2 separate regions of the Homo sapiens genome follow, and region 2 is linked to region 1. The links are chromatin contacts, found by Hi-C or POLR2A ChIA-PET in ENCODE. All regions are on one chromosome and are shown on one strand. Each heading gives the region's core, a stretch centred on a gene start or an enhancer-like site at or near the end of the contact. The rest is flanking DNA. Distances are from core to core; before and after follow the strand shown.

Region 1 (3,667 bases), core at 453-2,952:
GTGCCAGACTAATGTGATTAATGTCTGCAACCAAATTTCCCCTAAGTAGTAATACCAAGTAGTTGGTTAAGGATTTATTTATTTATTTATTTATTTTGAGACGGAGTCTCGCTCTGTTGCCCAGGCTGGAGTGCAGTGGCGCGATCTCGGCTCACTGCAAGCTCCGCCTCCCGGGTTCACGCCATTCTCCTGCCTCAGCCTCCCGAGTAGCTGGGACTACAGGCGCCCGCCACCACCCCCGCCTAATTTTTTGCATTTTTTTAATAGAGACGGGGTTTCACCGTGTTAGCCAGGATGGTCTCCATCTCCTGACCTCGTGATCCACCTGCCTCGGCCTCCCAAAGTGCTGGGATTACAGGCATGAGCCACCGCGACCGGCCTGGTTGGTTTTTTTTTTTACTCTGCACAATAGGTTTCTGAATGACTTATTAGAGGTGTTTGATGCTGATAGTTTGAAACTGATTCGATCAATTAAAAAATGTTCATTGGTATTGTTTTATTAGTTGCTAGAATATGCATTCAACTTCACTGAAACGAGACTTAAAAGGTAAGAGGTACACTACATCGCGACTATAGGAGTAAGAAAATTTAATTTCTTCACGCCATCTGACCAAGATGTTAAATTACTGAACCCTTTAGTCTTGTTTTTGTTTTGTAGATAGAAATCAAGATGCTGGACAAACCTTTCTCATGGAATAGTCAAAATATTTAAGGAACAAATCTATACAGTTTAATAACTGCCAACATTTGGCAGGGCTCATGCCTGTAATTCCAGCACTTCGGGAGGTCGAGGCGGGCGGATCACTTAAGACTAGGAGTACGAGACCAGCCTGGCCAACATGGCGAAACCCTGTCTCTACTAAAAAATATAAAAATTAGCCGGGCATTGGTGGCTTGCGCCTGTAGTCCCGGCTACACTGGAAGCTGAGGCTGGAGAATCGCTTGAGCCCGGGAAGCAGAGGTTGCAGTGAGCTGTGATTGTGCCACTGCACTGCAGCCTGGGTGGCAGAGAAAGACCCTGTCTCAAAACAAACGAACGAACAAAAAATTGCTGACGTCTGTGAGGTTCTTATTATGTGCCATGAATTGATCTACGTCCTTCACATATGTAAACTCATGCAATCCTAGCATACACACAAAAAACCAATGTGGCAGGTACTATCATTATCGTAGACAAGGAAACCGAGGACCAGAGAAGTTGAAGTAGCTTGGCCTAGGATGTAGGTTGTAACTCCTAGAGCTGAGATCTTGTTTATATACAAAAGGTTTCAAGAATCAAAAGTACTCTAAGCCACTTTGCGTTTCGGCTGTCATCGAGAAAGGGATATCCGAAGTTTCAGGTTCGCAGTTTGTGAAACGGAACGGCCAGCTTTCGTTCTAAGGCGGGCGGAGGTTTAGCCACTCCCTCGTCCTTTGCTCTGCCCCAGACACCCACGCTCGCTTTCCTCTTCTTCCTCCACCTCGCCCTACTTCCCTTCTTCCTATCTTCTCTCTTCTTTCGCCTCGCCGCCGCGAGCCCTCGCTCGGCGACCAGAGCCTCGCATTACTTCCCCTAGCTCCGCCAAGCCTCGCTGCATACGCGACCGCGCGCAGTCCGCCGTCGCGCCCCTATGACGTCACCCGCGCGCCACCGCTTCCGGGCTGGGGACTGGGGGCGGGGCCGCGCGGAGGGCAAGCCGGGGGCGGGGCCGGGGCCAGAGCAGATCTCCGGGCCTCCGCGGCCATAGCTGACTGTGCCGTCCCTTCCCCTCACCCGCTCCACGCCCTCCTGGGCCGAGTGGAGTTGGGTGGTGTCGGGAGCCTCTCCCTGAGGGGCACCGCGTCTTCAGGAGCTGGGCCTCCAGTGCGGCGCGATGTCAGGCGCGGTGACAGCTCTGTGAGTCCGAGGCCGCGGCCGTGGCGCTGGGCGGCTGCGGGGCCTGACCGGTCCGCTCATGGTGCCGCCACGACGCCATCGCGGGGCAGGAAGGCCAGGTAGGCAGGCAGGGAAGGGCCCCGACATCACCGGAGCCCAAACCGGGACGGAGTGCCCACCAGCAGCACCACCTCCTGCCCTCGGTGGCAGCAGGAGCGCCTTGACCGAAACCGTGAAGGTCTCTAGGGGCGGAGGGAGCGGGAGCTGACAGGGGCGCCGGAGCCCTGCGCCCACCGCTGGCAATTGAGGAAGCCGTGCGTGCGCCCTCGCCTCGGCTCCCCGGGGAGGCGTCGCTGCCTTAACTGTCTTCCCCGCTCCAAAACAGAAGGATGATTTCTTTTCCCAGCTGTTTCTTTTAAAATGACTGGATGTTTTGATAGAGGTGGGTGGAGGAGCATGGAGAATCCTTTTCTTTTACCACTTGAAGAGATTGGAAAGGTGCCTTCAAGACCCACAGCAAATCACTTACTCTCCGATAACCAAATTCCACTCCAGCAGATCAGGGACAGAAAAGACACTTTTAGAAACAGTGTCTAGACGCTGTCCCCAGGGATGGATTCCTCTGGATGGAGAGGTGAATGGAGTTCCGTATTTGTGAAACTCAGAGAAGCTATTTTCTGGTAGTTAACTGTTCTTAAATGTGCCGTATGTTGTATATTACTCCCCCTCCCTGCCCGCCCCGTATCGCGTATCTCTCTAAGTATAATCTGAAGCGTGCAGTGGATACCATGAAAGTACTGAGAAAGGTGGCAAGTATGTTTAACACATTTTGGTCCTTTTCATTGATTTGCTTTGAGTTTGAAGATGAAGAGTAAAAAACGATGTGATGAATCTTACCTTGAGTTATTCACGTTTTCATAGCATAATTTCATGGTTGTTTTTAGGGGTGCTGAGTTCTTCACCTCCTTTTAGACTGAGATCTGCCAAGTTTTCCGGCATTGCTCTTGAGGATCTCAGAAGGGCTCTTAAGACAAGGTAGATTCCACGTTTATCCTCTATGTAACTTTCACACTGAACATTAGCTAACAAAAGTCAAATGTTTCTGTTATACTAATGTTCTCATTTTTAATGGTTGTTTTTCTAAAATCATCTCTAATGTGATCTGTATTTTCTAAAAAACAGACTGCAAATGGTGTGTGTATTTGTCATGAACCGAATGAATTCCCAGAACAGTGGTTTCACTCAGCGCAGGCGAATGGCTCTTGGGATTGTTATTCTTCTGCTTGTTGATGTGATATGGGTTGCTTCCTCTGAACTTACTTCGGTATGTACCTTTGGTCCAGGAATGATGTTACATTACAGCCACAATGTTAACTCTTAACCTGTAGTAACTCTAGCCGTTACAATCTCCTGCTTTCTAAAAGCAGTATCTTAAATACTATTGAATTTTTAAAAAACGTTGAATTATTGCCACTTGAAGTTAAAACTGAAAGGATGATCCTTTTTATTGTTTCATACAGTTTTCTTGTATCTTTTAGGGAGGGTTACTTAGAGAGACTATGCATATTTTCTTACATTTGAAAGTGTAACTCGTGGCTTTTTTTCTAAATTCAAATTCTTTCTGTAAATATTATTTTCTAGTGAAATAACTGTCAGGATGCAAAACAATGTCACCATTTAGTAGAAGGTTCAGAGTGCTTTTGGACAAATGAGTAAAAATAATGAGTTTTCATGTATAGGTCACTGTTACAATGCCCATGAGTGGTTGCATCCACATTTATGCTTGCTGACTCAAACCTTATTATAAGATGC
Region 2 (3,667 bases), core at 509-3,008, 170 kb before region 1:
TAAAAAAAATAAAGTTCCGACTGGGCGTGGTGGCTCATGCCTGTAATCCCAGCACTTTGGGAGGCCAAGGCAGGCAGATCACCTGAGGTCAGGAGTTTGAGACCAGCCTGGCCAACATGGTGAAACCCCGTCTCCACTAAAAATACAAAAATTAGCCAGGCGTGGTGGTGCATGCCTATAATCCCAGCTACTCGGGAGGCTGAGACAAGAGAATCACTTGAACCCAGGAGGCGGAGGTTGCAGTGAGCCAAGATCACTCCATTGCACTCCAGCCTGGGCGATAGAGTAAGACTCTGTCTCCAAAAAAAAAAAAAAAAAAGGTGGCACGATGGCTCACGCCTGTAATCCCAGCACTTTGGGAGGTTGAGGTGGGTGGATCATTTGAGGTCAGGAGTTCAAGACCAGCCTGGCCAATATGGTGAAGCCCCATCTCCACTGAAAATACAAAAATCAGTCAGGCATGGTGGCAGGCACCTATAATCCCAGCTACTGGGGAGGCTGAGGCAGGAGAATCTCTTGAACCCAGGAGTCAGAGGTTGCAGTAGGCCAAGATCACATCACTCCACTCCAGCCTGGGCAACAGAGTAACACTCTGTCAAATAAATAAATAAATAAATAAATAAATAGTTCCTTGAATAAGATGACCACCTTGTTTTGTGAGAGAAAAGGTTTCGCTGAGGAGGTCATATCTAAGCCGGGTCTTAACTCAGTTCTGCTTTCTGGCTTTTTTTTTGGCAGGGGAATGAGAGGTATGGAGGAACTTGTGGAGAACAGAAAAAGATGTATAGAAAGACAAACACTGCATGGTATACAAAAACAAAACTGAAGTTATCAATGAGAAATTTATGTGCCAAAAGATTTGAAGGTGCGTAGAGAGATATACCAGTTCTAGATCAAAGGGACTAGATTCTCAAAAATTTTCCTTTTATTTAGGTTTTATTCTATAAGAAATAAAACAGCAGAGAAATTTTTAAGCAGGGGAATAAGAACAGCTTTAATTTTTAGGAAGACTATTATAGCAGCATTGGGAAAGCTCAAATGAAGCTTAACAGAACCAAGTGAGAACAAGAGTACCAATAGTGGTATGGACGACAAGGGGCCACATTGAAGATTTCTCAGTCAATAAGAATAAGAAAGGGCTGGGCATGGTGGCTCATACCTATAATCCCAGCACTTTGGGAGGCCAAGGTGAGAGGATGGCTTGAGCCCAGGAGTTTGAGACCAGCCTAGGCAACGTAGTGAGACCCTGTCTCTACAAAAAAAAAAAAAATTTTTAATTAGCCAGGTGTGGTGGCACACACCTGTAGTCCCCGCTACTCAGGAGGCTGAGGTGGAAGAATCACTTGAGCCCAGAGGGTCAAAGTGATTGTGGAGGGTCTTGCAGTGAGCCAAGATCTCACCACTGCATTCCAACATGGGCAACAGGGCAAGACACCTGTCTCAAAAAAAAAAAAAAAAAGAGAAAAAAGTCAGAAGATGCCAACAGGTTTCCAGCTTTGAAGTTAGGATGGACCAGATCCATTAATCAAAACATAAAAATTGTGTTTTGTCTGATCTTGGAATAAACAAGAGTGGAGTATATATAATACGTTTTGTTTTAGATATACTAAAACTCAAGAGCCAGGAAATAGGTAGGTGAAGATGTAGTCAAGGAACTGAAAGTAGAGATCTGGTCTGTGGTTGCAGACAAAGGAATGGAGGAGATCACCTAGAGAAAGTCTTTAATGAAAGAATAAAACATTGAGTCACCCCATTTTATGAGAAGAGAAAAAAAAAAAAAAGGAGAACTGAAAGCAGTGCCTAGAGAAACCAACGTTTGAGTAGTGGGTAAAGGAGAAATCAGTGACAATAGAAACAACAAATAAAAACAAACAAAACAGGCCGGGCACAGTGGCTCATGCCTGTAATCCCAGCACTTTGGGAGGCCGAGGCAGGCAGATCACGAGGTCAGGAGATTGAGACCATCCTGGCTAACACGGTGAAACCCCATCTCTACTAAAAATATAAAAAATTAGCCGGGCACGGTGGTGGGCGCCTGTAGTCCCAACTACTTGGGAGGCTGAGGCAGGAGAATGGCATGAACCCGAAGTCGAGGCTGCAGTGAGCTGAGATCGCGCCACTGCACTCTAGCCTGGGCGACAGAGCCAGGCTCCGTCTCAAAAACAAACAAACAAACAAACAAACAAACAAACAAATATTCCATGTTAGGAAGATAACCATTAGAGTAATCCTGCAAAAGAAAGACAAATCAAGAAGGATGAAAACTGTTACATATAATTGGATTTAACAAAGAGCATATCAAATATCTTGAGACTCACTAAGAAGTGTCGTTTTAAAAGGAAAGAGAAAAATAGCTAAATTGCTGAGGACAGAAGGTAGGAATAAAGATTGAGAGAAGTTTTGTTCTGGTTTGTTAGTAGCACTTAGAAGACTTAAAAATGCGTTTAAAATGAGTGGACAGAATCAGTGGAAAGGAACTCTGGCCTCTCGACTGACTGACTTCATCACTTTCAGTGGTATCTCTTTTCCATTTTGGCCACAGTATAGATCTTATATCATCATCACTATCACCTCTCAATCGCTGAAATGCAGGTATACCCTTCTCTGATCACAACCTCTTATTATTCTAGCATACTCAACCACCTCAAGAGATCTCTTCTGAACACCAATTAAGACTTTTGGTCCACTGGTTGCTTTAATTATTCCCTAGCCATCAATATACACAGTCTAGATTTTGACCCATCACCTTTATTTCACATGTTCTTTTTTCATCCTGTCTACCAAAATCCAACCCAGCATATATCCCTAACATAAACTTGCCTATATCCAGAATGCTGATTATACCGCAGAAGCATTTGCACTAGGGTGCTAAAGACTAAGAATTCATAGTCATTATTCTCAAATGGACCTAACCTTGCCTGGCAAGCCTTTACTCTTCTACTCTGTTCCTCTTTACTCTTCACAATGACGAGTGTCAATGCCGCCCCTACCGCTAAGATTTCACCTTCTCCCCACATCCATGACCAGCAGATGATGCCACCACATATTTCGCAGAAGCAGCAGAAGCCAACAGTCAGGAATTCAAATCTGTAAAATGGATTCCATACTTAGCCTTTTTTCTCATTTACTTCCATTATAATGTAAGATATTCCGCATGTCAATTCAGTCATCTGTGTTCTGGATCTCATCCCTCCAGCTTTTTCAGAGACCTTGATTATACCTTATCTTTCCTGTTACTTTAATCTCTAATAGTTCTTTCATATTAGCATTCAGACATGTCTTCCATCTTAACGTTGAAATGTGTCTCTTCATCTCTCTCTCCCTCCCAATCACAATTGAAACTCAATGAACAGTACTCTTACTGTTACTTTTTTCCTGGCCTATCACTCAAAAGCCTACTTTCATCTAGCCCAACTACTCTTCTAAAACTATTCTCATTCAGGTTACAAATCACCACCTTGTAGCGAAAGACAGCAAATTATCTATGGGCTCTAGCTCATCTCAGCACCATTCTACAGTGTTTACCTCTACATATCTACCCATGCATTCTCAGTCTCTTTCGCAGACTTTTCCTCCTCTACTCAAACCTAACTGGCACACTGCTCTGTCTTAGTTCTCTTCCCCTGTGATATGTTCCCCTAGGTAATGTCAACCCGTCTAAGGTAAC

The links. Hi-C counts contacts between places; a loop is a spot of excess contacts on that map. ChIA-PET counts read pairs that join two places held with the same protein, here RNA polymerase II (POLR2A). Pooled maps may share reads with other maps.
Region 2: a loop to region 1 is called in a map of B cell, with 10 times the contacts of the local background. The contact joins the enhancer-like site here to the promoter of SLC35F5 in region 1. A Hi-C loop is called at or near these places in 11 of 168 maps with a recorded cell type or tissue (B cell, CD14-positive monocyte, IMR-90 and 6 more), 13 of 37 single-sample maps with no recorded cell type and 14 of 50 pooled maps. POLR2A ChIA-PET finds 5 or more read pairs at or near these places in 19 of 52 experiments (AG04449, B cell, BJ and 13 more).

What each region holds. Positions count from the first base shown.
Region 1 is chr2:113,754,677-113,758,343 of GRCh38, reverse strand. SLC35F5 (solute carrier family 35 member F5) reads left to right here and starts at 1,702. Exons shown (of 16, transcript NM_025181.5): 1 at 1,702-1,974; 2 at 2,800-2,890; 3 at 3,038-3,179. The coding sequence starts at 1,935. RefSeq lists enhancers at 927-976, 1,157-1,336 and a silencer at 1,547-1,776.
Region 2 is chr2:113,921,847-113,925,513 of GRCh38, reverse strand. All of the region lies in intron 3 of ACTR3 (actin related protein 3), which reads right to left. Among named protein-coding and RNA genes, the nearest start is that of ACTR3-AS1, 33 kb to the right of the region's middle. Within about 2 kb of position 1,758, at least 3 of the 41 ENCODE cell types and tissues checked have a DNase peak (open chromatin) inside an H3K27ac peak, as active enhancers do; they include B cell, GM12878 and OCI-LY7, where a contact is called at or near this core.